2 separate regions of the Homo sapiens genome follow, and region 2 is linked to region 1. The links are chromatin loops, found by intact Hi-C in ENCODE. Cell type or tissue: Panc1. All regions are shown on one strand. Links, peaks and the distances in the headings refer to the core of each region. The heading gives the core; the rest is flanking DNA. Region 1 overlaps DLEU1 (deleted in lymphocytic leukemia 1). Region 2 overlaps DLEU1 (deleted in lymphocytic leukemia 1).

What was found. Peaks named below come from ENCODE experiments on the same cell type or tissue, not always from the same donor. Only the 100,000 strongest peaks of a DNase experiment are listed, where the experiment ranks them.
Region 2: it touches region 1 in a loop (4-fold over the local background); 2 of 110 quality-filtered maps call a loop at or near these places.

Annotation. Positions count from the first base shown.
Region 1 is chr13:50,506,488-50,522,441 of GRCh38, reverse strand. All of the region lies in intron 5 of DLEU1 (deleted in lymphocytic leukemia 1), which reads right to left. DLEU1-AS1 (DLEU1 antisense RNA 1) reads left to right here. Exons shown (of 3, transcript NR_125753.1): 3 at 1,006-1,509. Among named protein-coding and RNA genes, the nearest start is that of DLEU1-AS1, 13 kb to the left of the region's middle. In Panc1, for the core only: a CTCF peak has its summit at 9,455; no DNase peak of the experiment used is centred there; H3K4me3 peaks cover 1,782 bases; H3K27ac peaks cover 7,902 bases.
Region 2 is chr13:50,313,019-50,328,972 of GRCh38, reverse strand. All of the region lies in intron 2 of DLEU1 (deleted in lymphocytic leukemia 1), which reads right to left. Among named protein-coding and RNA genes, the nearest start is that of DLEU2, 200 kb to the right of the region's middle. In Panc1, for the core only: no CTCF peak of the experiment used is centred there; a DNase peak (open chromatin) is centred at 8,580; H3K27ac peaks cover 7,894 bases.

The DNA of each region.
Region 1 (15,954 bases), core at 4,737-12,736:
CGAGGCAGTTTATACTCTTTCATTTGGGGTCGATGGAGCCCCTGGCACAGTCTTGAATTTAAGACCCCTACCCCATAGGAATAGTTAACTCTTGATCCTAGCATGCTCTCTCCTCCTGGAAGAGTTATTTAAAGTTAGATGTGTTTCTTTCTGTTTTTTTCTTAGCCACTTTTCTATCCCAAGCCCAGCAAAGACATTCAATTCATTCCCCCTACACCTCTCTCTCTCTTTCTGTCTTTCCTCCCTCCCCTCTCTCCCTCTCTTTTTCTCTCTCTCCCTCTGAAGTTTCTAAATCAGTTCCTACAGCTTTAGTTTTCTTTTTCTAAAATTAAAAACGTGGCTTCTGGCTATAAAACGAATCTCCCACCTTCAGCAGCCCCAGTCCCCTGGGGCTGTTACTGGCGTGATCTATAAATTAACTGGAATCACTTAGAGCCCTCAGTTAGCTTTTAGTCAAACATTAGCAGCAGTGTTTACCCTTGTGTAATCTGCAGTTGTTACTTAATTTAATGCCTGTCAGCATTTTTTTAAAGAACATGTTCAGCAAATCCTTGGCACAGGCTGTTTGAATTCCTTACTCTTCCCTTCCCCCACCTTGACCCAAATCAAGCTAAATGTATCTGAGTAGAAGCTTGCTAATATTTTTAATTTGCTAGTGTAGTTTTCCTTCTTCTTGAGGAAAGAAAGAAGAGTTTGCTTTCTGTGCCAATCCAACTACATCCTACTCAGAGGCCTGGGCTTCGTGTCCCCACTGCACCTTACATCAAAGAGGGTGAACTGTAAATTGTTAGGGTTTTTGTTTCTTGTTGCTCTGGCAGTGATCTGTGAGTGATGTAAGATGGGAGGCATCCTCAGACTCCCATTTGGAGGATGCTGGTGTGGCCCCCTGAAGAAAATCCATTGAAACAAACTTTGAAGTGCTGCCCAGTAGAGAGCTAAAAGCTGAACATATCACATCATAATTCATACATAACTTTGTGTGTTTTGAATCTTCCTCCTCCACAGCCACCACCTCAAATGTAAATAAATAGAGCCCTGGCCTTCCTACAGGGTTCTGTTGCTCCTTTCATAATGTGAGATCCATCTAGATCCGGCAGGAGAACTTCTCTAAGGCCATCATAAAGGCAGTAGGAAGTACTGATCTCAAACAGCACAGAGGAGGCTCCCCTCCAAAGAAGAGTGAAGCACATCGTTAGAGAATAAGAACACGGGGAAATTAAGAGGTGATCTTCAAAGGCTACAATGAACAGCTCCTCTCTGCTTTCACACACTATACAAGAAAAGACCTCCTTCAGTTCAGGAGGCTTTGGTTAACAGCCACATTCTCAATATTCTGGGTTTCAAGGCCAAGAAAATAAATGTCACAGTGGAAACCTCATGCTTTTTCAGGTGATATAATCCAAAAAATGTGTACATCTCAATAGTATAAAGGACTCTGAATCAGCCAGGGCTCAACTTGCTATTCTCTTCCTTGCCTGCAAGACTTGACCTTGAGTTTCAGTGTCTCTCAGCCGTACTTCTGCTTCCTGGTGACTAGAATTCAGGATTCTCTCCCATTTACCACTAGGGAAAACCCTACTGCTAAGGACCGTAAATGTCGGAGGATCCCCCTGAGTCTCACAGATGGCACTTGAAGAGAAGCAGTATGGAGACACAGGACACGAAGAAGGAAACAGAGACCCTGAGGACAGAGGCTCATGCAACTACTGCAAATGAACAAACACCAGAACAGGCATTTTTGCACTTTCAGACAGGGAGTTCCAGGACTGAGTGCACATACAGTCCATGGTTAGATTTCCAGGAAAGCCTCAGTGAGGGGCTGAATTATGTGCCATTAACTCAAGATACAGCCATCTTGGGAGTCAGCATATCTGTCTGAGCCCAGGTTATAAGTGCACACTGGTGGTCTATGGTTGCAGGCCGGTGTCACTGTCCTGTCACAGTCCTGAGATCTCCAAAGCAGCCCAGGTGACACATATGTCCCTGTCTTTGACTCTCCTCCAGCCCAACTCTGTGATACTACTATCAAGGCTCCAAAATGCAGCTGTTTTGCTACACAAATTATGAATAAGTTCTACAAACTTCTTGAACCATCTGGAAAGTGCTCAAAACACAGGGCTGCACAGACAAGGACTTTAAGGCTCAACTCACTCCCAGGTAATATTAGTGGCTCTTCTCAGCAAGAACATGAGCCCAGGTCCCAATAGCACTATTGAAAAAGGCAGTTCTGCTGTAGAATGGGTCCCTCTTTTTGCTGTTTCCACTGCTGAGTGCCCCCATCATGGGCATGCAAGATTTTTTCTGCAATTTTCCTTTCACAACTTTCATCAACTGCCTCTTCAATTTCCTGGTCTTGCACAATCTCAACCCAACTTACTTAACAGCACTGATTGTTCAGTTCTTATGGACAGTGTGTGCCTTTAGTCTTCCTCCAAGGAGAGTGCTTGACAAACATAAAATGGAAATCTTAGGAACACTTTTACACCATTGGTGGGAATGTAAATTACTTTAACCATTGTGGAAGATGGTGTGGCGATTCTTCAAAGATCTAGAACCAGAAATACCATTTGACCCAGCAATCCCATTACTGGGTATATACCCAAAGGAATATAAATCATTTTATTACAAAGATACATGCACACATACGTTCATTGCTGCACTTTTCACAATAGCAAAGACATGGAATCAATTCAAATGCCCATCAGTGATACACTGGATAAAGAAAATGTGGTACATATACACCATGGAATCCTATGCAGCCATTAAAAGGACACAGATCATGTTCTTTGCAGGGACACAGATGAAGCTGGAAGCCATTATCCTCAGCAAACTAATGCAGGAATAGAAAATCAAACACTGCATGTTCTCACTTGTAAGTGGGAGCTGAACAATGAGAACACATGGACACAAGGAAGGGAACAACATACACTGGGGCCTGTTGGCAGATGTGGTTGGGGAGGGGGAGCATTAGGACAAATAGCTAATGCATGCTGGGCTTAATACCTAGGTGATGGGTTGATAGGTGCAGGAAATCACCATGGCACATGTTTACCTATGTAACAAACCTGCACATCCTGTACACATACCCAGAACTAAAACTAAAAATAAAACAAAAACAAAAGAATGGAAATCTTTTCAGAAAAATGTGTCATTGAATTGGAGGTGGAATCCATAATGATCAACAACAATAAATTCTTTTCTTCTCCATTAGATCATCTCCCTCAGTCTGTGTGTGTGTTCATGCGTGTGTGCCATGCCGGGTCCCCACTTTCCTCAGCACATTTGTGCATGTGTTTGTTTACTGAGCAGTGCCCAGTTTGCGAGGCTCCCCCAAAGGCAGCCTCATTCTGCTAGTGCCTGCCCAGGACCCTGTACCAGTCAATGAGAAACCAAACAAACTGGCTGCAATAAGCCGTTTACACCAGTTCCCAAAGAGAAAACTTTGGGCCCATTCCCAGAAGGCCAGGCATGTGAGTGAAAGGAGCCTGACTTGCAAAGCTTCCCCCACACTCAGGGTTTATTCTGTTTATTCTGTCATCCCTGTTTATTCTTTCAACTGTGGTTTCTCCGTGGAGCAACACATCACACCGCACCCAGATTGTGGAGACACACAGAAGATATCCAGAAACGGCCAGAGAGAACACAATCCCTCCGATTCATTCGCTAAGCCATTTGTTAACACGCTGGTTTGGGGTTTTTCTTTTCCACAATTTTTCAACACTTGAGGAATTGAAACTGCCAGCTGTTCTCATCTTTAAATGAAATAGCCTGAATAATTGGGAATTTAAGCTAGTTTTCATTATTATAGTCCCCTTCAGAAATACATATGACCAAAATAATGAGCTAATGAAATAATTTGGACATCCTGACCATGCAAAACGGACGTGTAAAACATTAAATGCAGAGCCAGTCAATACTTAGTAAATGTTGATGCAGACTTGGTTTCCTAAGGTTTAAAATGTGTAACTAAATGACATATAACTTCTGAAATATCAGGGCACCAAGGAGGAATTAACAAAAGGCCATCAAAAAGCAGACTGCACATGATGTAGCAGAGAGGCTGTGGAGTCAGACATGCCCACATTTAAACTGGATTCCATGCTGGCTGTGTCACTGGAGCTGATGGCATGTTCTCAGCAAGCCTCAGTGCTCTCACCTCTAAAACGGGATTCAGAAGAATAGGGCGCCAATTTAGTAGATTGGTATGGAGATTAAAATTTAAAAATGCATGTAAAACACTTGACTAACTACAGTTTCTAGCTCACAATAAGCTCCTAGTAAATGAAAACTACTGGGCACTCCTGTCTTACAGATAATGGCTTTAAAAACTGGGAACTTAGAATAATTTTAAAACTCAGGAAACAAGGAATACCTCTTTGAGGGAAATATCTGACTCCTAAACCAGGTAATGGAACATCTTGGAAACCCAGACCTCTCAGAGCAGACTTGTTAAAGTGCCAGGGACAGGGCTCATACCCAGTTGACACTCAATCAACATTTATTGATACTGACCATGGTTTCCTCAGGTTTAAAGTTTAAAATAAAATGTCTAGAAGAATTACAGAATTAACCACTTGTGGTTATTCCTGAAATATGATAGCATCAGTGTGAAAATTGAAAACACTACCCCACATAAAAAGCTGTATACCAATTTTGTTTAAAAGACTGGAATGACCCTAAATACAAAGATTGCATGAAAAGCAGAGATTCGTTAAATTGTAAGAACAAAATTAAGGATTTCCTAGAAATGGAGGGGGCCTCACTAACTTCAGCAGAGAAATTTTCTTCATCTGTCATCCCCTGACTCCACAGGGTAATGTAACAATGCCAGGGAGATGTCTGCATATACCCAGGGTGAGACCACCAACCCTTTGCATTTAGCCAAAGGGCTACCAAATTATGGTGCAACACTGGCTGATTGAATCATTCAGAGTCAAATTCAAACAGATGAACTCACAGAGGAGAGCTCCCACACATAGATGGAGAAAATTAAGGGAGGTCATAGTTTAAAATTTTTCTTTTTATCAAGGTAGAGTTTGCAATGTGACAATCATTAAGCTGTAGGGGAGGCTTTTAACAGAATTCCCTCTGGCCTTCTACTAACTCACTGAAATACATCATTTGCTTTTCTCAACTTCCTTTAATTTTAGTCCAGAAATAACCATTTATCTTAACATTCACTCTCACGTGGGACAAAAGAAAAAACAAATTTTGCAGAATTCAGAGAGGCATTGATTAATTTATGCTGGTCTGTCTTTGAGGAATACCTGGGAATTAGAAGGCAACCAAGATATATTACCTCCATTCTTGAGAATCAGTTCCTAATCTTTAGGGACTAACCCTTTAAATGAGCTACCTCTCGTCACTAAATGTTGAATAAATTGATCTCTGGGACACTTAAAACGGCAGGCTGTGTGTCTGTATGGTATAGTAACACCCCCCACACAGACAGGCATGCACACACACACACACAAATGTGCACACACACATGCCCCTGAGTTGAAAAGAATCAGCAGGGACTGTTTTTTGGCATGCTGTCCATAGTCATTTGCACTTTTCCAGCACAGAGCAGAACCATAATAGTAAACCCTTTGCAAGAAACAGGCACATCTCCACATTAAGAAGGTTTGGCTGCAGGTGGGTATGAAAATGCAGAGTTTATGGAAACTTTGCCTTTTATTTATTTTTTTATATCCTCTGTTGCAACTGCAGATCTATGTGAGTGTAGCTAGCCTCTCTACTATGCCTTTTGGGAAACACACCTTGAGGTCTCTGCAGCCTCCTGGCCTGATGTTTGCATAGTTGAGTTGAGGAGGCTGGTAGTTTTCGGCCCAAACATCAACACAGAGGTTTACTTTGCCCTTGTATTAGATTAAAATGCTGGAACATATTTATAAGCTAAATTTGTTGTTGTGTTGTTGGTCAGTCTTCTTTCAAAAAAAAAAAGAACTTATTCTATAATTACATTTAGCAGAAAGCCATTTCCTACTTTTTCCTAGTGTAGGTCTCATGCTTAACTGTTCTGACATCACCTGGCCCCTCTATGGCTTAGCAACAAAAACTTCACTGAAATGAAGAATGCAGTTATTTATGCTGGCTGCTCTGGCAGGAAAGAAATTCAAAACATAATTTTTTAAAGTTATAACTATGGCTTGCATATAAACATAAGCATGTGGCAAATATTTACGTAATTCATTAATGAGGTAACGAGCAGAATGATAAAACCAGTGCAAAGAGTATTTGAGAAACTAAATATATGCGGGCATCTGAGAATGAATGTTGGAATAAGATTGCTGGGTTAGACAGAACACTAGTTAATACTATACTTGGCAATAAAAGTATAACCTTTAAAGTCATCCTTTTTTTTTTTTACCAGACCAAAATCACTTGCATCACTACTGAATAAAATCCTACAAATTAGCATGTCATCTCATAGAGTCTGAGCCTTAATTAGTAACAAATAATATGTCAAATAAGATACATTCCCCTAGAGAATCAGGTCATCTTTGGGTAGGTCTTTTAGAAAATGCTCTTACAAGACCGTGAAAACTGAGGCTATTCTACTGCCTTATTTCAAGTTTGATACTCTGTCTTAACATTAGTAAAGGGATTTTGGGAGGGCAAAGATGCCTCATATCAACAGTTATTAACAATTGAGGTCATGGGACAAATAGTTATAGAAATATTAATAGAACAATATCACCCCTCAGATTATGTTGAATACTAAAATATAGAGTTGGATGTAGAAGCAACCAAGTATCCCTCAAGGAATGAATGAACAACATGTGGCCTATCCATACAATGGAATATTGTCCAGGCTTTCAAAGGAAGGAAATTCTGACACATGCTACAACATGGATGAATCTTGATGACATTATGCAAAGTGAAATAAACCAGTTACAAAAAGAAAAATACTGTATAATTCCACTTAAAAGTTATCTAGAGTGGTCAAATTCACAGAAACAGAACATAAAAAGGTAGTTGCCAGGGCTTGGGGAAGGGGAGAATGGAGAATTGTAGTTTAAGAGGTATATAGTTTTAGATTTGCAAGATGAAAAAGTTTTGGAGATTGGCTGCACAACAATATGAACATACTTAACACTACTGAACTGTACACTTAGAAATGGTTAAGATGGTAAATTTTATGTTATGTGTTTTTTACCACAAAAATTTAAAACATTTACAAAGTTGGTATCATCAGTTCAGATGCCAGTTATAAGGCAAGGGAATGATTCCCACCAGAGTAAGATCAAAGTATGCATGGCAAGGAACCATCTTTTTACTGTCTGAAGTACCAGTTTATGACTTAACTTACAATGGGACATGAAGGAAATGAATGCAAAGATGCCAACCTAGCTGTGGTGGACTTCAGCTCACATCATGGAAACCATGAAGCAATTTAGCAAAGTTGGCTGCCTAAGCAGCCAAGGGTCCTGTGGTGCCTGTTAAAATCCAGCAAAAGCAGGGATGAGGTGCATTGGCCAGGGCCCAGTGCGTAGCCCCACAGCTGCAAAATGCTATCTGGCCTTTGAATCAGCACTCAGTGCTCCCCTTACCACTCTTAACTCTTAACTGCAAGAGTTAAACGCTGGAAAAGCTCAATCTAATATTCACTAAACAAACACTGAGAACCAGCTTTCTAATCATCACGTCTGCATCTTTTCTCATTACCTCCAGACTTTTGTCATAGGCCCTTGAAAAACTGGGCCTCTTGAAAAAAATGCAAAGAAAATCTTCTTGTTGTCCAAGGGCAAAGTTCTCACCCTTTCCTGATGTGACTACCTTAAGTGGTCTATACACTCCAGCAGAAAGTGGGAAACCCTCACAAAAGAATCTTTACCACGTCCCTATGAAATATTTTTATTCCTTTATAAAGTTGATTAATCTTCACAATAGAGCAATTATGTCTCTTTTCTCTCTCCTTCCTTCCTCCCTTCCTCCCTTTCTTTTCTTTCTTTCTTTCCTTCTTTCTTTCTTCCTTTCTTTCTCTCTTTTCTTTCTTTCTTTCTTCCCTTTTCTTTCTTCCTTTTCTTTTTTCTTTCTTTCTCTTTCTTTCTCTCTTTCTTTCTTCTTTCTTGATCAATAGAAACTTTCTCTAATTTTTATGGTGAACCGACATGATGCCATGGAATGCAGATTTAGATGGAACATTAAGCCCAGTTGGATTTTAAAATCCTTTATGGAGTCAAGGAAAACTACGCCCACCTCCATTAGGTAATGTCCTTCGATGCCTTGCATTCCACCCACAGTCAGAGTATTTTACCATATGGTCATTAATTTTTCAGCATTATAAAAATTGAGAAAATTTATTTATTTTCAAAAAATGTTTAACACTAACACTTAACCCTACACTAAAAATAAAAAGCAACAATGTCTAGAAATATGTTTTGTTCCATCATAGCTTCCATTGTTAAAATGTAGAACAAGCTGTCAAAATTCAAACACCCCTTAGCGCCAAAAAAAAAATCATTCTGTTTGACTTAGGAGCCTCCTCTTGGTATGATTTGCTTCACCCTAACTGAATTTATTGAGGATTACAGAGGTTGTGCATTGAAGTGTCCCTTCCAAAACCCAAACAAATCTCTCACACAAAGAGGACAACAGTAAAAGAAGCATGCAATTTACCAGGGCAGGCTGCTTACTGTCTTTTTTTTCTGATTTGCTTTACTTGTTTTAGTTTATGTTTTCATAAATCCTGTTTTGTTTAGCAACAGGTGTAACCCAGCTGCACCCACCCTAAAGTTGCTGTCTTTCTATTTCAGACTGTCTCCTGACATGGAATGACTCCAGAAGGCTCAGCCAAGAAAATAATTATGACAAGCTCAGAGAAATCTATAAAATGTTTAAATAGCTAACTAGCATGTTAACTACTGGAGGAAGCAGGTAGAATTAAATGGAAATATTAACTTTGAGATTAAAAAAATAAGAAGACAGAAAGAAAGCAAGCCCCAGGAAAAGTAAGGGAAAGGAGCAGTGAGCCAGGAGCGAGAGGAGGCTGGCCTTGGAAGCAGCGACAGTCTGAAAATATAGGTGCTGTAAAATATTTACTTGTCCTAAGTGCTTTCTCCTCCCCTGCCTGGTTGTGCCAACTCACAACCTCTTGTAAACTCTTCCATTTTTTATGGTTTTCTAGGGGCAGATGCTTATCAGCTGAAAGGTGAACTGCAACTATTTCACAGAAAATAAACTCAGAGTATGTTTATGTGATTGTTACTCTAAGACAGCAAGAAAAAAAAAATGAATTCAGCACACGAGCCATTTTAAAAATCTTGATCCTCGCCAAACCCCAAACCAAATTTGTGTCTTACACTGTTCTCTTCAGCCCCCTTTCACGTTCCTCCCCACAAGAATATAATCATTTGGACAACCCTAAGAGTCGCAAGCTAAGTCACTATTGTCACAGCTTGGCTTGTCTGGCAGTTTGGACACTGCCCAGTGTCCCCTCCAGGGAGCAGAGGAATCCGTGTAAAGATTTTACTTAATCATTATTTTTAACCTTTGGGGGTTGCAGCTAATGATATGAAAAAAGCCTTCAAAACCACACAATATACTGGGGCATAAAAATGGCCTATATTTGAAAATAACTCCAAGTTTAGCTGTTTTGGAATAAAGCAAATGTTTAAAGTAGCCTGAAGTGAAACTTGAATGTTTCAATAGGCCCAGCTGCCTCTGAGGCTGGCGTGGGGCTCGGGGAGGAAGCGGTGGTTTCTCTTTGAAGCCTGGCTGCAACAAGTCCAGGAGCGGCCAAATTGCAGAGAGAAGCTGCCTCCCCAGCCTGCAGGTCCCCCCGAGAGCTGCTGAGACAGAGCCATCATCATCTCACTTCTTTCCTGAAGGCAGAAAAAGAGGAGGAAAACAAGAAACACAAAAGGAGGACTTGGAAGATTTAGGGCTCTGAGTGCAAACGTTTTTGTGGCAATTAAAGTTTAAAGAAACCAAGCTGGCCCGCAGCAGGAGGAACTATGTTGAACACCAAGCAAACTGAGGAGGAGAGAATTGGAGTTTTTATTTTCTGCTTTGATAAAACAAACAAATAAACAGACAGACAAAAAAACTGGGATCCAAGAAACGAAGGAGACAAGATGACCGAGTGGGAACATGTCTCCAATGGGTTGTTTCATTTTTTGTTTCCGGTAATGAACCACCAGCAAATCCGAAGTACCCTACACCCTACATTGTCCCCTCCTTGTCTTCTAAGTGACCTAGTAGCAAGCTTTTTTTTTTTTTTTCCAAATTCTGTGGTCTATAGTGTATGTCAGAAGAGAACCTCCTCCCCCATCCTCTTTTCTCAGCTGAAGACTGGCTCCCTATGTCACTAAGATTACAAAAGAGGAACTTCCAAGCACTCCCATGTCCATAAATACTCACCTTTGTTTGCAAACCTCACATTCTGCTTCCTCTCCTGTCACTCTGTATGAACAGTCCATAACCCTTCGGCCACCCTCCACCTATGCGCTGGAACCCAAATGCACTCACCTACTCCAGGACATCATTTGTCCCCTGTCTCTTCTGCTGCATCATCAACTTCTACTTTTGACTATATTATTCCCACATACAAACATGCTGCAATTCTCCCATTTCAGGGGAAAAAAGTTTCTCTTTACCCCACTTCACCACCAGCTACCATCCCATCTTCTGGTCCCCTTTATGATAAAACTATGAAAAGCATAATTTATATCAGTGCTGTCCAGTAGCCATATAATGTGAGCCACATCTGTCATTTTAATTTTTCTAGTAGCCACATGAAAAAAATTTAAAAAGAAACAAATGAAATTAATTTTAATAATAAATTTTTGGAGTTATTTTCAGATATAGGCCATTTTTATGCCCCAGTTCTGTACAGCCCCAATTTCTCCTCCTTCCATCCTCTTTTGAACCCATGTCTCAGGGTTTTGCCTTCACCACTCAACTGACACTGCTCTTATCAAAGTCTCCAATAATTTGCTCTATCTAGAGGTCAATTCTCAGCCTATCACTTGCTTGACCTGTCACACTGTATTAGTCAATGTTCTCTAAAGGGACAGAACTAATTGGACAGATGAATGTATGAAGGGGAGTTTGTTAGGAGAACTGACTCACATGATCACAAGGTTAAGTCTCACAATAGGCCATCTGCAAGCTAAGAAGCCAGGAAGCCAGTCTGAGTCCCAAAACCTCAAAAGCAGGAAAGCTGACAGTGTAGCCTTCAGTCTGTGGCCAAAGGCCCAAGAGCCCCTGGCAAACCACTGGTGTAAGTCCAAGAGTCCAAGAACTTGGAGTCTGATGTTTGAGGGCAGGAAGCATTCAGCACAAGAGAAAGATGGAGACCAGAAGACTCAGCCAGTCTAGTCCTTCCACATTCTTCTGCCTGCTTTTATCCTAGCTGTGCTGGCAGCTGATTAGATTGTGCCCACCAAGACTGATGGTGGGGTCTGTGCCTCCCAGTCCACTGACTCAAATGTTAATCTCCTTTGGCAACATCCCCACAGACACACCCAGGAACAATACTTTGCATCCTTCAATCCTATCAAGTTGACACTCAATATTTACCATTAAGCGGCATTTAACCCAGCAGATCACTCTTTCCTGCTTGATAAACTTTCTTCCCTTGGCTTCCAGGATACCACCACACTCTCCTGGCTTTCCCCTTACCTCACTGGTTGCTGCTCCCCCGTCACCTTTGCTGGTTTATTCTCGTCTTTTCGCCCTCTAAATTATGTGCCAGTGGAAAGTCCCAGCACTCATTCTTCCATCCTCTTTACTTTTCTAGTCACTCTGTCTCCTGGATGCTGTCATCCACCTATTTGTTGACAAATCTCCACCCTGGATCTCCCTTCTGAACTCCAGCCCCATAATCTCCCTTCAGGCCCATGTATCTCCATTTGGACATCGCAAGGCCTATCAAACCTAATGTGTGCAGAAATTGATCTCCTGATTACCACCCTTGAAACTTTCTTCTCCTGCTACTTATCTCATCTCAGGATATGGCAACTTCTTGCTCCGGTCTTGAGAACATCCTTGTTCATCTTTCTCATACACTACCTCCAATCCTTCAACAAATCCTCTCAAGTATACCCTCAAAATATATCCCCAATCTGCCCATTTCTTTCCTTCTTGTCTGTTTTGCTTCTCACGGTAGGTGGCTGGTACTAAGTGGTCGATGATAAATGAAAGACCACTTCCTGAACCCATGAGAAGCAGAGACAGGCTGGTGTTGCATCATTTTATGCCCAGCTACAGCTGATGTTACAGACACTATAGTAATACTACAGAGCTGGGGGTGGGAACCAGAGAGGGCTGGAGATTTCCCTGAGTAGGGAAGAAGAGACACAGCAGAGTAGCTCAGGTGTGATCATTTGCAGCCTAACTAGGTGGAATGCCATGGCTGGGCCACTCCACTTTGCCATTCCTTATCCATCCAGTGCAATTAACCTAAGTGTTCTAATTGCCTCCTCCCACTCCCTTCAAGAATACCATCAATCTCTCTGGCATTGGTTGCTCTGATTTTAAAGGCCCTCATACCAGTCCCATGTGTCATCTTCCCTTCTCTCTCAACTTGATAAAAGAGAGGGAAAACCCTTGTAGGCTCCTACTCTAAGGTCTAGAAATCAGCTTTGTGCTCAAGGAATTTTTTCTATGTCATTGAATCTAACATTTTAAAATCAAGTTGGAGAAATCACAAACTAGAAGATTTATAGATTTTGTATATAAAAATAAAAAATTACTCCATTCATAAGAGACTAAACAATCTTAAAAATTACTCAACAAATGGGAAAAAAATAGTCACAGAAACTAAGTCACATAATTAATATTTAAATAAAGCTGTAGGATCCAAAAGATAAATACATATGTAAATGATATGAACATATAGTCCTCAAGAGACAATACAAGTGGTTAGCAAATATTGAAAACTGAGTTGGGCAAGGTGGTTAAGGCCTGTAATCCCAACAATTTGGGGGGCTGAAGAGGAAAGATGGCTTGAGCTCAGGAGCTTGAGACCAGCCAGGGAAACATAGGGAGACCTCATCTCTGAAAATATGTTTAAAAATTAGCCAGGCATAATGGCACACACTTGTGGTCCCAGCTACTCAGCAGGCTGTGTGGGAGGATTGCTTGAGCCCAAGAGGTCAAGGCTACAGTGAGCCATGACTGCTCTATTGCATTCCAGCCTGGGCAACAGTGAGACCCTGTATCAAAAAAAAAAAAAAAAGGATTTGGACTTTGCTAAGGAAATAAGAAATAAGAAATCTGAAATAAGAAAAATAAAACTTGTATTCAAAAGGTTTTATAGTGAAGATGGCCAAATAGGAACAGCTCCAGTCTAGAGCTCCCAGCGTGAGCGATGCAGAAGACAGGTGATTTCTGCATTTCCAACTGAGGTACTGGGCTCATCTCACTGGCGAGTGCTGGAAAGTGGGTGCAGGACAGTGGGTGCAGTGCACCCAGTGTGAGCCAAAGCAGGGCAAGGCATCGCCTCAACCGGGAAGCACAAGGGGTCAGGGAATTCCCTTTCCTAGTCAAAGAAAGGGGTGACAGATGGCACCTGGAAAATTGGGTCACTCCCACCCTAATACTGTGCTTTTCCAATGGTCTTAGCAAATGGCACACCAGGAGATTATATCCTGTGCCTGGCTCGGAGGATCCTACGCCCACAGAGCCTCGCTCATGCTAGCACAGCGGTCTGAGATCAAACTGCAAGGTGGCAGTGAGGCTGGGGGAGGGGCGCCCACCATTGCTGAGGCTTGAGTAGGTAAACAAAGCAACCGGGAAGCTCGAACTAGGTGGAGCCCACCGCAGCTCAAGGAGGCCTGCCTGCCTCTGTAGACCTCACCTCTGGGGGCAGGGCATAGCTGAACAAAAGGCAGCAGAAACCTCTGCAGACTTAAATGTCCCTGTCTGACAGCTTTGAAGAGAGTAGTGGTTCTCCCAGCAGGCAGCTTGAGATCTGAGAACGGACAGACTGCCTCCTCAAGTGGGTCCCTGACCCCCAAGTAGCCTAACTGGGAGGCACCCCCCAGTAGGGGCAGACTGACACCTCACATGGCCGGGTACTCCCCTGAGACAAAACTTCCAGAGGAACGATCAGGCAGAAACATTTGCTGCTCACCAATATCCACTGTTCTGTAGCCTCTGCTGCTGATACTCAGGCAAACAGGGTCTCAAGTGGACCTCCAGCAAACTCCAACAGACCTTCAGCTGAGGGTCCTGACTCTTAGAAGGAAAACTAACAAACAGAAAGGACATCCACACCAAAACCCCATCTGTACGTCACCATCATCAAAGACCAAAGGTAGATAAAACCATGAAGATGGGGAAAAAACAGAGCAGAAAAACTGGAAACTCTAAAAATCAGAGCACCTCTCCTCCTCCAAAGGAACGCAGCTCCTCACCAGCAACAGAACAAAGCTGGACGGAGAATGACTTTGACAAGTTGAGAGAAGAAGGCTTCAGACGATCAAACTACTCCAAGCTAAAGGATGAAGTTCCAACCCACGGCAAAGAAGTTAAAAACCTTGAAAAAAAAATTAGACGAATGGCTAACTAGAAGAACCAATGCAGAGAAGTCCTTAAAGGACCTGATGGAGCTGAAAACCAAGGCACGAGAACTGCGTGATGAATGCACAAGCCTCAGTAGCCGATTTGATCAACTGGAAGAAAGGGTATCAGTGATGGAAGATCAAATGAATGAAATGAAGCAAGAAGAGAAGTTTAGAGAAAAAAGAATAAAAAGAAAAGAACAAAGCCTCCAAGAAATATGGGACTATGTGAAAAGACCAAATCTACGTCTGATTGGTGTACCTGAAAGTGACGGGGAGAATGGAACCAAGTTGGAAAACACTCTGCAGGATATTATCCAGGAGAACTTCCCCAATCTAGCAAGGCAGGCCAACATTCAAATTCAGGAAATACAGAGAACGCCACAAAGATACTCCTCGAGAAGAGCAACTCCAAGACACATAACTGTCAGATTCACCAAAGTTGAAATGAAGGAAAAAATGTTAAGGGCAGCCAGAGAGAAAGGTTGGGTTACCCACAAAGGGAAGCCCATCAGAGTAACAGCTGATCTCTCGGCAGAAACTCTATAAGCCAGATGAGAGTGGGGGCCAATATTCAACATTCTTAAAGAAAAGAATTTTCAACCCAGAATTTCATATCCAGCCAAACTAAGCTTCATAAGTGAAGGAGAAATAAAATCCTTTACAGACAAGCAAATGCTGAGAGATTTTGTCACCACCAGGCCTGCCCTAAAAGAGCTCCTGAAGGAAGCACTAAACATGGAAAGGAACAGCTGGTACGAGCCACTGCAAAAACATGCCAAATTGTAAAGACCATCGAGGCTAGGAAGAAACTGCATCAACTAACGAGCAAAATAACCAGCTAACATCATAATGACAGGATCAAATTCACATATAATAATATTAACCTTAAATGTAAAAGGGCTGAATGCTCCAATTAAAAGACACAGACTGGCAAATTGGATAGTCAAGACCCATCAGTGTGCTGTATTCAGGAAACCCATCTCACGTGCAGAGACACACATAGGCTCAAAATAAAGGGATGGAGGAAGAGCTACCAAGCAAATGGAAAACAAAACAAGGCAGGGGTTGCAATCCTAGTCTCTGGTAAAACAGACTTTAAACCAACAAAGATCAAAAGAGACAAAGAAGGCCATTATATAATGGTAAAGGGATCAATTCAACAAGAAGAGCTAACTATCCTAAATATATATGCACCCAATACAGGAGCACCCGGATTCATAAAGCAAGTCCTTAGAGACCTAGAAAGAGACTTAGACTCCTACACAATAATAATGGGAGACTTTAACACCCCACTGTCAACATTAGAAGGATCAACAAGACAGAAAGTTAACAAGGATATCCAGGAGTTGAACTCAGCTCTGCACCAAGCAGACCTAATAGACATCTACAGAACTCTCCACCCCAAATCACCAGAATGTACATCCTTCTCAGCACC
Region 2 (15,954 bases), core at 4,012-12,011, 190 kb after region 1:
TGTGTGATTTATTGCTACTGTCTGGAATTTACATATAAGAAAAGTGAACTATCTAATTTGTTATGAATCCCATCTTGTTCTCAATTTTCAAAACACACAAAAAAACACCACAAAACATTCACCATTGCACAATAGTCTTTGCAATTAAAATGGAGTGCTGACTTTACCATCAAACAAATCTGGTTTTCAATCTGGCTCAGGCGCTAAGTGGTGATGTGACCTTGGTCAGGTCTCTATCCTCTCTCAAATAGAGAATGATGGCAGCCACCTCAAAGGGGTTTTACTGGGATTAATCGAGGTTGCCTCCTGTGGTTCCTGATACAGCAGCCACTCAATAAATGGTCCCTATCCAGATCTGAGCAGAAGTAAAGCCATGTAACCCAATATTTATCAATAAAAACACCTTAAGTGCATATAGACCTTGCATTTAGACCGTTCCCTTTCGTTGAATGTGAATTGCACTGTATCTTCTTGTTTGCACCAACCTCTTCTCATTTTACTTCACATTATGCCTGAGAAGTAGCAAAAGCTGTTATTATTAATCCCCATTTTGAAGTTGAGAAATTAAAGCTCAGACAAGTTCAATGGATTGTAAGCCATCACCACCATAGCTAGAAAGAAGCAGAAATGAAATGCAAATCCAGGAGTTCTGGGTATTCCAAGTACTTTACTCTTTCTATGCCTCCAGGTAGCATAGTTTCTAGACAAATAAATCTGAGATGCCCACCGGACCAACACAGTCAACTAAACAACTAACTTAGGAAAAGTTTCTCAAAACAAGTAATAGAGGCATAAAGGACTATGTCCAATAGATCATCTGGAAAGAGATACCCCTGCAACCTATAGTAAATGAAATATATATTGGAAAGCCAATCAGCTTGGCAAACAGCAGCTGGTGGACTGAAAGTAAAATAATGACTCAGATCATAGAATAGTATATTGAACTTCCAATAGAGGAATTACTTTAATTATAACCAAAAAAGATTTTGCAAACAGACATGTGCCGAAAAAAAAAAGGGGGACAAAGATTCTCCAATGCTGTTAGGCTAGGCTATAAAATAACATTTTATGATGAAATAACATTTTTCTGATTAAACACCCTTGATACAGCAACTCTCTCAGTGAAGCAAGACAAGGACAGGTATACAATTACTTCTCAGCAATTCCAAAATCCAAAATGCTTCGGAAACTAAGGTATTTTTGTTAAGTGTGGCACCAAAGTTCATTTGGTGAACTAACGTGAGGCTATGCTATGCAGTGTGGATATTCAGATATTCCGTATCAGACATGTTATGCGTGATCACACTCCAGACCCCACCTATAATATTATGTAATATAGGCACCATATTATCTTTCTAATATCTCAGATATTTTGAATTATTAAATATATCTGGCCACAAAAGTTTCAGATAAGAACATGCAGGCCTATTGTACTATTATTTCCATTTTAATTTTCATTTCACTGTCTGTCTAATACTAACCTTTGGGTAAAGATACTCAAAATATAGAGAATTCTGCTAAACAGAAAATCCATATGGCCATCATTCTTAAAACTCTTCTTGTACCTGGAAAGAAACCCAAGATATGTCTACAAAACTAGGAAAAATTGGTTCAGAGAGGAATTAAATCACGTATAGAGTTCCCAAGGTTACATGTTAATTACTGTAACATGACTGCTAAAGAAAATGTTTTTTATCAAACTGTGTTGTTAAAACCATTGAGTTCTGATGTAAGAGAAAGATTTCAGCCAAGTCATCTGAGAAGTGTTCATAAAGATATCCCAGACTATTCACCTATATTTTCATCTCTGCCTTGATGTGTGCCCTGAGACAGGCTGAAGTCTCCAGACCTCTCTTCTCTTGGATAACTGCCTAGAGCCCGGGCTTGAGAGGAAAAGAGAAAAGTTATATCCTGAAAACAGCAACATAAAAAGATCAAACAAGCCTACGAAATTCCTCTGTTTGAGGAAGAATTTTTTAAGAGTTATGAGGTCTCTGGGTGGGGCTTAGGTGGTTTCAAGGTTTACACAGCTCTGAATTATTTGAGGTTGTCGCATGGAGATGGGGAGCAGGGAGGCTTCCGGTGGTTTGCTGAAAGTCGTCTGCTTCAGATCAAATTATTGGCTTCAAGCTTGGCAGTGAGGAACTAATCCCAATGAGTACCAAAGCCGAAAGAAGAAACCAGGCAGGACGGGGCAAGAAAGGGATGGAGAAAGCATTATACTCTGAACTAGACTCTCCAGAGTTCCCTGGTTCTTTTTAAGCTAAAGATGAGCCCTGACGTGAATACTCACTCTACACTCCCGCTCCTCTCCCTACAGTGCTGAGCTAGCTCCCTTGGAACAACCAACAGTGCTGTTTCCTCTGCCTGAAACAGTCTTCTCTTCTCTTCACCTGCTGAACTCCAACTCATCTTTTAGGTCCTAGCCTAACAGTCTCTTCCTGTAGGAAGCTACCCGTGGTCCACCCCCAACCTGTCCCTGCACTACATTAGGTCTTCTCCTACATAGCCCGCAGCTCCTTGCCACCCACATCATAGCACTTACTTCACTTGGTTATAATTGCTTTTTTTCTCTCTGCCATCCCTGTTAGATATAACCTCCTTGAGAGCAGGGGCTATATTGATTTCAATCACCATTATATTCACAGCACCTGCTACAATGCCTAGCCCATAGTAGATATTTCATAAATCTCTATTATTTCTGTGTTTTACATGTGAAAAAAAATGTAAAAGCAGTTTTTTTAAAGGGTGTTGCAGTAACGTAGGCTAGTAGCTTTCAAACTATACCAACTTCTGGTACTGCCTCAGTGGGCAAGGGATTGCTTTCAGATCCCTTCTCCCACCTTCAGCTAGAGCAGCTCCCTTCCGTCCACCTCATGTCATAATTTTTACATATTCCTCTTACATAAAAGAGTTCTCCTTCTGGAAAAGTTAGAGAAGAACAAAACTAGGCAATAGTACTTAGGGGCATATAAGTGGGGATTTTGGAAAGGGACATTTCATTTGCATCAACAGAATTTGGTATTTGTGGAAAAGGAAGAAAAATGACCTTAGGTTTTGGGTTTAAGCCGTTTGAAATGGGTAGTGGCAAACTTTACAAAGGGTAGGATTAAGCAGAAGAAAAATATTTAAGGAAGATAACCACTTTGGTTTGAGTTAGGTTGAGTTTAAGTAACTAGAGGACAATTCCAGGAAGATAATCAGTTGAAAATACAGGTCTGGACATCATGGGGCATTATGGATATGGATGGTGGTGAAGCCATGGTGTTGGATAAGATTACTAAGGAAAAGGAGGCAGACGAAAAAGAGAAAAAAAAGTCAAAAACCAGAAAACCCTCAGGAAGACTAGCATTTCATTCATTTGCCCAATAAGTATTTATTAGATAAAGTGATAAAAAGAGAGAAAAAAGATAGTAAACAAAACAAAGAAGGAAGAGAGAAGAGTAGTAAGAGAAAAAAGTGAAGGAAGAAAATGTGCCTCAGCCTCCTGAGTAGCTGGGATTACAGGCAGGCACCACCACGCCCAGCTAATTTTTGTATTTTTAGTAGAGATGGGATTTCATCATGTTGGCCAGGCTGGTCTTTTAACTCCTGACCTCAAGCAATCCTCCTGCCTCACCCTCCCAAAGTGCTGGGATTACAGGTGTGAGCCACTGCACCTGGCCCAGCCTCTGTTATTAAGTGGTGGGCACAACAAGACAAGCCTCTGCCCTCCTGAAGCTTATACCTTCGTGAGGGAGACAGATGTTAATCAAATAATCATTCTCACTAAATAGAATATGTCAATTATGGCAAATTCTAAGAATAAGACATAAATCAAGCCATGGGAGTCTACAGGGAAAAAACTGGCAGAATAACAACTTGTCAGGGAAGGTTTTCCTACAGAAATTATGCTTAAGTAAGACAGCAAAGATGAGTGGAACTTAAGTAAAGAGGGAAGAGCTTGTGCAAGGCCCTGTGATAGGAGAAACCCCAAGATGTGTTTCAGGGATTGAAAATCCAGTATGTGTAGAGCAGAGAGAGGAGGAATGAGTGAAAATAAGAATGGAGGCTGCGCATGGCGGCTCATGCCTGTACTCCCAGCACTTTGGGAGGCTGAAGCAGGCAGATCACTTGAGAGCAGGAGTTTGAGACCAGCTGGCCAACATGGCAAAACCCTGTCTCTACTAAAAATACAAAAATTAGCTGGGCGTGGTGGTGCACGCCTGTAATCCCAGCTACTCAGGAGGCTGAGGCACGAGAATCTCTTGAACCACGGAGGTGGAGGTCACAATGAGCCGAGATAGTGCCACTGCACTCTCTCTGGCCCGGGCAACAAAGTGAGACTCTGTCTAAAAAAAAAAAAGTAAGAATGGGGAGGCAGGCAGAAGCCAGACTATGTAGGGCTTTGGAGGCCAAATGGAATAATTTTTTCTCAATATATCCTAAGAGTACTAGTGACCACTGCAGGGTTTAGTGTGTGGGAGTGGGGAGGCTGGCGGGGAGATACTATCAGATTTGCAATCTGGAAAGATGGGTCCAGTTGAAAAGATGGAAAATAAGAGGAAGCAGAATATCTGAACAAAGTTCCTAGAGACACAGGAGATCAGCCAGAATGAGAATAGGGGGTGAGGATGTATTTGAGAAGGATGCGTCTTCTTGAGAGATAGAAAGGATAGAAGTAAAAAGATGTGAGACAATGGGCACATTTGGAAGTAGAAAGAGAAAGTGTAGTTGAAAAGTTAAAAATTTGATTTATCTGCTAAAAATGAAGAAAACATAGGTAGAAGGTGGGAGTACAGTTTCTGTTATGGAGAAGGCTTCCATCAATATTTATTGGATGTTAATGAATGTAAAGGTTTGGAATAGCTGCCGTGGCAATTGAGAAAGGGATCCCTCCAGGGAGCATAAGAATTGCCCAGCAATCCAACACCCACATTGCTCATTCTACTCAGTGTGGGTCATCAATGCCCATAGGGAAAAATGCATAGGCTCCAAAATATCATAAATTTGGAAATATTGTGGACACCTGCAATAGGAAAATCTGAATCATGGCATCATACTGCTTAAAATGCTCAAAATTAGGTGGAATGTCTTCAACGCACTTGATTACCACGTCACAAGGGGAACATTGGTCATCCTGTGATTAGTCATAGGTGGTTTGAATGCTTTGGAAATGATGTTTGCTGCTGGCATTTTCTAAAGAAGCATAAATTATAACTAAATTTCTCCTGTTTATATGCATTGCCATTTCTTCCCACAGCTTTCATCAACAAATAACAATCAGAGCACTATAGCTAACAAAGTAATAGCTGCATCGCATCTTGTTTCTGACACTGTCAAGCTCTACTTACTAGACAGCCAGATGTTGTCTATGATCTCTTCTTTCCCTTAAGTCATGCAGGGCATGAGGTGAGACATGGTGGCTACTGCCTTGGAAATCCAAAGCAGTCATCACAAAATACAAGGTAATTTTGATCATTGGGATGAGCAGGGAACAATATTTTTTTTCTATTCTAGCATCTTAGAGGTAGAAAGGCATTTTACTAGTGGTCTACTTAGTCGGGAAAAAATTATACACTGGGGTATAGGAAGAAAATACTATAACTTAATCTTCTCTTTATTTTTATTTTTAGAAGGCAAGGAATTAAGCTCATTTGTGACTAATTTATTATATGACTTGACACTGACATTTTGCTCAGCCTGAACATCAGATGCCACATGTGACATACTAAGGGCAGAGTGGGGGCTGCACAGCATTGGCAGTGCCATTCTTTCTTGTTGTGTCCAATAAGGTAGGTTATGAGCAACCTCAGAAGACTCAATTTTGCTAAGATGTCTATTTTCTCCAAACTGATCTATAAAGATTTGACACAATCTCAATCAAAATTCAATTTTTCAATAGTCAAAAGTAAATTTTTCCATAAAAATTGAGAATTTAATTCTAAAATTCATATGGAAATGCAAAAGACCTCGAATACTGAAGAAACTTTGAAAAAAGAACAACACTGGAGGGCTTACATGCCTTGATTTCAAGTCTTATTATAGAACTACAGTTATCAATACAGTGTGGCACTGGCATAAGGATAGACAAATAGATCAGTGGAGCAAAATAGAGGGTCCATAAATAGGTCCACACATATACAAACAATTGATTTTTGCTAGAAGTACAAAGGTAAGTCAGGGAAGTAATAATAAGCTTTTCTATAAATTGTGCTGGAAAAATTGTATATCCACATGCAAAAATATAAACATTGATCCATACTTTAAATTGTATATAAAAACTAATTCAAAATGAAATATAGACCTAAATGTAAAACCTAAAATTATAAAACTTCTGTTAGAGAATCTCTCTGATCCCAGGATAGGTAAAGATTTCTTAGATATAACACCAAATGAACAACCCATAAAAGAAAAAAATTGATAATTTGAAACTCAATAGACTTTTGAAGAGCAGAAGCTTTTAATTTTGACAAGAGAATAAGAAGACAAGCAAAAACTAGGAGAAAATATTTATAAACTACATATCTCACAAAGAACAAATTTTAAAACTCATTAAGAAGAAAACATAAAAACAATTAAAAAAATAAAACATTCAAATAGACACCTCACCAAAGGTAGACAATTGGAAATAAGCACATGTAAAGATGTTCAACATAATTAGTCTTTGGGGAAATGCAAATGAAAACCACAATAAAGCATGAAGTCAAATCTATTAGGATGGCTAAAATTTAGAAAACTGACCACACCCAGCGATGTTAAGGAAGTGAAGCAACTGGAACTCTCATACACTGTTGGTGTGAATGTAAAATGGCACAATCACTTTAGAAAACAGTTTGACAATTTCAAAAATGTTACACATGCGCCTGCCATATGTTCCAGCCATTCCACTCATAGGTTTTTACCTAAGAGGAAAATAAATATGTTCATATACAGGCTTGTACAGAAATATTCATAGCTGCGTTTTTTTTTTTGTAACAGCAAAAAACTGGAAACAGCCCAAATGCCCATAATTAAGTGAATGGATAAAGAAATTGTGATATAATCATACAATAGAATATTACTCCACAATAAAAAGGAGTGAATTATTGATATATTCAACAGCATTGATGAGTCTCAAAGTAAGTATTCTGACTGAAAGAAAAGAGATTTTTTTAAAGATTACATGCTGTATGTTTCACTTTATATAAAATCCTAGAAAATGCAAGTTAATGTGTAGTTACAGAAAAAAAGATCAATGGTTACCTAGGAAAGAGGAATTTCAAAAGGACCCAAGAAAACTTTTAGGAGTAGTGGGTTTATTAGCTTGATTGTGGTGGTAGTTTTAATAAGAATATACATATGTTAAAACATCAAATTGTACACTATATGTATGTGCAGTTTATTGTTTGTTGGTTATGTCTCAATAAAACTGTTAAAAGAAATTATGTCATGTTCAAGAAAAAAATATTTGTAGATTCAGTAAAAGACTATCAATACTACCTTACCTACTGTAGCACTTAGGTAAAAGATAATCTATTAACTTTTCAGGATTCCAGTTGTACATGTAAAATAAAGAAAAAACTCACTTCACTCAAGAATTATAAAAATTATTAGCTAGTATTGACTAGGTCAACTGAAAATGCCAAGTGTTGTGCAAACTGCTTTATTTTTAGCTATACAATATAGTGGTTATTTCAGATTCTTGAATCTGAGCATGTAACTGTTGGCTGAATTTATCCCTAAATCCTTCCATTTGGGCAAATGACTTGATTTGCAGTATCAATTCAGTATATGTGTAGTTCAAGATTCCCAAGAGGTTGTGCTGGTGTACTGGCAAAGATTGTATTTTGGATGTAAGTGATTTCCTTATATAATCTGTAAACTAGAAACTGACAAGTATGGTAGATTTCACAAATATAAACAATGTTACTATTGGACTTCATCTGTAATCAATTTATGAAATGCACCTGAGTAGATTTTCTAAAGAGTTTAGGTACTTCAATGTCAGAAGGAAAAGCCTTTTCTCCTTGAATCTTCACATTCACTAGCTAAATGGGCTAAACAAGAAGCACATCAAAAAAAGAAAAAAAACAGCACCCTGGAGTGACACAAGACTGAATTCTAATCCCAGTTCTGGTACTCACCTGCATGAGACCTTAGGCAAGTTACTTCACCACTTCTGTTTCTTTGTAAGAAGGGAGCAAGATGCTTGCCTTCTGTGCCTCTTAACACACATCATCCAGAAAGTTTGCAAAACCACCTCATCTTCAATATTTAGTTTTAAACCTTCACTGCAATGTTGTTCCAGCGTAACACTTCAGTAAAGGAAAGGAATTATACTAGGGTCTTGCACTATGGCTTGATCTGACCCTCTAGGGCTCATGTTAAAGATAAGTATATTGATTTTAGCCCATTTATAAAGTTACTAGGCCATCATTACCAACTCTTGCAAAATGAAAAATTTATTTAATTGACTAAGGTTTATGAGACTTTAAAAAATATGGCAGCACATTGATAAATGAGTTACCCAGTCACAGCCTGACTCATTCTACAAATATTTGCTAAGTACTTACTGTGTGACAGGGAGTCCATAGTAGACAAATCTCAGCTTACTATTTATTATGGACTGAATTATTTCCCCCCTCACAGACACACACAAATTCATATACTGAAGCTCAAATCCCCAATGTGACTATATTTGGAGATGGGACCTTTAAAGAGGTAAATAAGGTTAAAGAGATCAAAACAATGGGCCCTAATACATTGGGACTGGTGTCCTTACAAAAAGAAAAGATACCAGGGATACTCAGGCACAGAGAAAAAGGCCCTGTGAAGACACAACAAGAAGGCAGCCATCTGCAAGCCAAGGACAGAAGCCTCAGATGAAACCAAATCTGCAGACACCTTAATCTTAGACTTCGAGCCTCCAGAATTGTGAGAAAATACATTTTGTGGTTTAAGCCACACAGTCTGTGGTATGTTGTTATGGTAGGCCTCACAGACTAAGACACCATTTTTAATTAAGAAACTGACATGCCTGGTTTGAGAAGATTTTTGAGTCAGAAGTCAAGAGAAAATTTATACAATTTGAAAGCTGAAAATGTAGAGAAAATGTGTTTTCAGAAATGCCCTGAGAATGAATATCTTTCTACAGCCATTTCTTGGGTCTTGGCCAGCTTTTCTCTATGTGTCTTTAAGGAAGAGTATTTGCACACAAGAGTGAAGTTATCACACCAGGCAATCTGTCAGCATAGGAAAGTTTACACAATAGAAACGGTGACTCTGCAGCACCCCTGGCCAGCAGTCTCCAAGGGCCTCATGCTTGAACCTGACCATCCCCCTTTGACTTTTCCTCCCTGCCCCAAAAGTTCTCACTTTTGCTCTCCCTCTTTCTCTCTTACGGAAGAAAACCAGTCCGGACTGTGCATCCGCTCAAAGATGAAAAGTTGGTCCTGAAAACTTGTCTTGTAGTAACTGCCCTTGAATACCTATAGTTATATAGGTGTGCTGTCTATTGGGTGTGTTTGTAACAGCTTTGGGGTTCTCAAAATAACCTCTCTGTGTCCTCTACAACAGTGATCCCCAACATTTTTGATACCAGGGACTGGTTTCATGGAGGACAACTTTTCCACAGACACAGAGTGGAGGGGGATGGTTCAGGATGATACAAGCGCATTACACTTACTGTGCAATTTATTTATATTATTATTAGATTGTAATATATAATGAAGTATACAACTCTTTATCATGTAGAATCAATGGGAGCCCTGAGCTTGTTTTCCTGCAACTAAACAGTCCCACCTGGGGGTGATAGGAGACAGTGACAGATCATTATGCACTAGATTCTCATAAAGAGCACGCAATCTAGATCCCTTGCATGCACCATTCACCATAGGGTTCACACTCCTGTGAGAATCTAAAGCCACCACTGATCTGACAGGAGGCTGAGCTCAGAGGGTAATGGGAGTGATGGGGCGTGGTTGTAAATACAAATGAAGCTTCACTCACTCGCCTGCTATTCACCTCCTGCTGTGCGGCCCTGTTGCTAACAGACCATGGACTGGTACTGGTCCATGGCCCAGAGGTTGGGGACCCCTACTCTACAAGGTGGCTCCTGGTCTCTAGATAATTTTATAAGCCAAGAGGAGATATCCCCATCCCAACCCAGGAAGCAGGAGGAAAAGGAAGCAGGGAATAATATAAAATATAGAGGATTTGAAAGAAAAACAACTTTTCTTCTGCCTTCATTCCTCTCTTCCCATCTCCCCCAGGGAGGCCTTCACTATCTTCAGAGCTTCAGCTCTTGCCTCTAAGCTGGTGGTTCCCACATTGTGTTCTCAATTCCAATTTCCCCGAGAGTGCTAGTATTATATCTATGACTGTCTAGCTGACATTTTCACCTAGATGGCCCAAACTCACCCCTCAATATTCTAGGCTCACCATAACCTTCTAGTAACATTTTGAGGGTTCCTATGTGTCCCAGACCATCTCATTAAATTTAGTTATCTGTTCACTTCCAAGTATAAGACTTTTTATTCTGAATGTCGTTCCCTTTGGCCTTTTTACAATAGAAACCTTATTGGGTGAGTGTTTTTCCATTTCATCTATTTTTTTAAATTACTCAAATGTCCTGTCTTTAATAACTAGGCTAAATGCTACTATTTCTAAACAATCATTTTTATTCACGAAAACACATTTTAGACCCTTTCCACATCCCACCTTCATCCTATGAATATGTGAGATTTTTATGGGCTCACAGACAGTTTTGGAATAAAGAAAAGACTATTCAGAGTTTACTTTGGATATAAAAATTAATAGTAAGTGAGTTAATTTTATTAAAGTTACCAACCAAATAAATACCAAGAATGGACCAATGATGAGAATGTGTTATGAACCAAGGATTCTAAATGATCCTCTGAACGCCTGTCACACATTTAAAAAAGAATACAGAAACTTGATTATTCCTTAAACTTTTAAGTTCAGCTTACAAGTATTATTTTATTGGTAACTGTAGCAGATTTTAACAATCACTTTTAAGAGCTCTTTGGATAATATTGATTCTTAATGTTCAAGTGTTACAACTAAATTTATAAATTTAACATATTCAGTATACTTTTTAAGTATTGCAATTGTATTTATCCAACAAATTTTCCTCTGTACTTAAAGTAATTCTTATATATCTGATAAATTAAATTTGTAAATATGGTGAATTTTGATTTTATACCAAATATAAGCTAATTAAAATTTCAACCTAAAAATCACAGCTCAAAACCAACTATCCAAAAATGTAAGATCTGTGTCATTTTTTTTTTCTACATGTGGACTTCCATTGTTCCAGCACTATTTATTGAAATGACAAAGACTATTATTTCTCCATCGAATTGCCTTTATTCCTTTGTCAAAGATTAGTTGACCATATTTGTATGGATCTATTTCTGGGTTCTCTATTCTGTTCCATATCTGTCATTTCTTGAAAACAATGTGTTGATTACCGTAGCTGCACAGTAGGCCTGGCAATTGGATAGTTCTCTAACTTTGTTCTTTTTCAGCAGTATGTTTGCTATTTTAATTCTTTTGTGTCTCCATATAAATGTCAGAGTCCATTTGTTGATATTCACAAAATAGCTTGATGGAATTTAATTGGGATTGCATTGAATCCATAGATCAAATTGGGAAGAATTGACATTTTAGCAATCCAGTCATGAACACAGAATATCTCTCCATTTATCTGGACCTTCTTTGATTTCTTTCATCAGTGTTTTATGGCTTTCCACATATAAATCTTATACCTAGTTTTTTCAGATATATAACTAAGTATGTCATTTTTGGATGTTATTATAAAGGGTTTTTTTTTTAACTTCAAAGTCCAATTGCTTATTACTGATATACAGAAAAGCAACTGATTTATGTTTATTAACCTCATATCTTGCAATCTTGCTATAATTGCTTTTTAGATCCAGGAGTTTTTGTGTTGATTCTTTGAGATTTTCTATATAGACAATCATGTCATCTATGAATAAAGACAATTTTATTTCTTCCTTTCTAATTTGTATACTTTTATTTTTTTATCTCATGTTATTGCACTAAATAGGACTTCCAGTATAATTTTATTTATTTATTTATTTATTTATTTATCGAGACAGGGTCTCACTGTGTCATCCAGGCCAGAGTGCAGTGACACAATCTCAGCTCACTGTAACCTCCAACTCCTGGGTTCAAGCAATTCTCCCACCTCAGCCTCCTGAGTAGCTGGAACTACAGGCACACACCACCACGCCCAGCTAATTTTTGTATTTTTTGGTAGGGATGGGTTTTCACCATGTTAGCCAGGCTGGTCTTGAACTCCTGACCTCAAGTGATCCATCTACCTTGGCCTCCCAAAGTGCTAGGATTACAGGCATGAGCCACCTCGCCCAGCCCCAGTACAATTTTAAATTGGAGTGGTGAAAGAGGACATCCTTTCTTGTTCCCAATCTTATGGGGAAAGCATCCAGTCTCTTACCATTTTAGTATGTTAGTTTTGAGATTTTTGTAGACGGTCTTTATCAAGCTGAGGAAGTTCCCCTTTATTCCTGGTTTGATGAATTTTTATCATGAAGGGGTGTTAGATTCTGTCAAATGACTTTTCTACATCAAATGATACAATTGTATGATTTTTCTTCTTTGGTTAGCCTGTTAATGTAATTGATTACATTGAATGATTTTCATATGTCGAACCAGCCTTGCATACCTGGAATGAATCCCAAATGATAGTAATATATTACTTTTTATACATTGATGGATGCAATTTGCTAATATTTTGTTGAGGATTTTTGCATCTATGTTCATAAGAGATATTAGCCTATAGTTTTCCTTTCTTGTACATTGTCTGGTTTTGGTATTAGGGTAAGGCTGGTTTCTTCCTTCACAGTTTGGTAGAATTCACTGGTCCTGATGCTGTCTTTTGGTGGAGGTTATTCATTATTGATTCAATTTCTTTAATACATATAAGACTATTTAGCTTATCTATTTCCCCTTTTGTGAGTTTTGATTATTTATGTTTCAAAGAATTGGTTCATTTTCTCTACGATATCAAATTTTGTCACATGGAGTTGTTCACAGCATTCCTTTATTATACTTTTAATGTCCATGAGATTGTCTCATAACATATATATTTTCTATGTTAAAGACTCTTAAAAGATTGCTGTATTCTTTTCATATGCTTCCAGTCTTAGGGTCATGCAATTTGAATGGATATTAAAATGATAACCCCTTTGAATTCTGGACGTATCTCATTTATTCATCTATCTTGTTGCAACTTCCAAAGTCGTTTACCCAATAGAATTAGAAGGAATGTAAGCATAAAGGATTTAAGCAGTTTTGCCCTAAGAGAGCAATAGATGAGACTTGTAATTCCAGCTTTAAATTGTTCATTGAATAATTCATATAGACTTGTGATTTTAAACATCAATCTTACTACAATTATGTATAGTATTAGAATATTTAAGAGAAATTAAGAATCAGCATATGTATAAATTTATTTTATAAACTTATAAGCATAATTTAAATCTTCAGAAAAGTTTTGTTAAAGAAAATCAAAATATTTAACTGTAAAGAGAAGTTAAATAGGGAGAAGTACAATTTGTAAATTAAAACATTATTCGAAGCCCATCTTAAGAGTGATTGTTAAATGTGTTGACATAAATAAAATAATAAGAGCTGTAAGCTGAGTTTAAAAACTAAAGGAATAACTAGGTTTTCAAATTTGTACCTTTAAAAAGTGAATATTAATTTTAAAACCAAAATAAATCCCTTGAATTCACTTTTGTGGGCAAAAAAAACCCCACCTTTGTTGCCACCAAAAACTCACATTTCCTAGTTGTAACATTTTGGGACAACTTGCAAGTAGAGAAGGCTGGGTGAGCAGTACAGAGGGTGGATTTCACAGGTGCTTGGTTCTATTGGTAGGGGTTCTATTCATAAAAGAGTGCCATCCCTGAAGAAAACCTGACACCTGAAGGTAATCTATAACTAAGGGTTATAATCCCTTGGGGCTTGAAAAGGCAAACCAACTCCAAACCACATAATTTTACTCTCTAATGGCTGAAAATTAATAGGGAGTAGAAGGAGAAAGAGAAGTTGTGATGAGACTGGCCCTGTTTTTTTAATTGTCTACTTCATAATATCTCCAGGCGTACTCCACTTGTTAACTCTTGGAGATGATCAGAAACTTATGTGGGGGCTTTAAAAGACAACCTCAGACACTTCAAAAGATTAACAACTTTAATCAATGCCTCCAAGTGTGTCTAACAATCACAGCAGCTAATGATATATGGGAGATGCCACAGGTATAATGTTCAGCCACAAACTCATTCTCCATCTAGCTGAAAATGGTGGTCTTCCCTTCTGAGACCTTGTGTGACTGTCTATTTGTCAAGGACTCTAATCTTTTAGATGAAGAGAAATACACAAGTACAGGCTACTTTATCCTGATCCCAAACAATTCATTATAAACAAAGTGGCCACATTTACTAGTGGTAAGTAAAATGCACAAGGAAGAGAATCAGCATTTGCCCAGTGCATATTATCTGCCAGATATCACAGGAATTATTTCAAGTAATACCATAAATAATGACATGTTTATGTTACTTATATTATTATAAATATAATTATATATTAATCACAACATATGAATCATTACAACCCTGTTAGGTAGATATTATTATTCCTGTTTAACTAGTTGAAAATTGAAGCTTAGAGAGTTTTCATAATTTATCCAAGTTCATAAGGCAGGAAATGACTTGAACTTCCCAAGCTCTTGCTCTTAATTCAACACTGTCCAATAGAAATATAATGCCAGCCACAAATGCGAGCCACATATGTAATTTTAAGTATTCTTGTAGCCACATTTATAAAGTAAGAAGAAGAAACAGATGAAATTAATTTTAATAACATATTATATTTATCCCACTTTGACCAAAATATTATAATTTTAGCATGTAAATCAATATAAAAATTATTAATGAGATAGTTTACTTTCTTTTTTTCATACCAAGGCTCCAAAATCCACTAAGCTCTTGTAGCACATCTCTATTCAGACTAGCCACATTTCAAGTGCTTACCAGCCAGGGGCTACCATATTTGATAGCATAGATCTAACCTCTGGGCCACCCAACCTCCCTAGATTAGAAACAGCTATACTGCACCTGCAACAAAACTGAGAAGAAAAATGTTACAGATTAAAAGTTAAATTGCTAGAAAACCATACATTTTCTGGTCAAAAGATAAATGAAAGGAAGTAATTCATCAGCTGCACTCCTCTGCACAACAATCATAAATGCACCAAACGCACTGAGCTATTTACCTTAGTGGGACGGGAAACAAATGATCTAAAACTCATAAATCCACACTTCAGAAAGTGTAGACTGCAAAAGAGAGTAATAAATCCAAATGAGTCCTGTATGAATTCTGCTTGGCTGTCCTTTTTGAAATGATTTTAGAAGAATCCCCCACAAATTGTACAGTCCTACATGAATTTTATCCCCTCTCCCCTGCCCCCCAACCACCATCCATTCTAACAAATCTCCCTCAAGGGACTTAGTTTGGGTGAAGGAATTTCCTTTATTTATTTTCCATTTCCTTCTTGTTGTAACTGTATTTTTATCCGTCCTGCTTCCCCCACTTCCCTCCCTCTCTTCTTCTAGCTGGTTTCCCAGATTCTGAAGCTTGCAGTTAGGTTTTTTGTTTTGTCTTATTTTTGAACATTACCCGCGTTACTTTGCTGCTGCTTTTCATTGATTGCCTGTAGATCATGTTCCCTCCTGCCTGGAGGAAAACGAGAAAACCTTTCCAGCACCATGATGCCCCTGGTAGGAGCCAGGGACCGAGTTGACCGACTTAGTAGGATACATGGTTGGGGAGTGTGGGGTTGGATGGGGTGGGGGGGTGGGATGTGTGCAGCTGCTGAACGAAGTTTTCAAAGAAATAAAAAAATTTACCATTCCGCATCTTTGG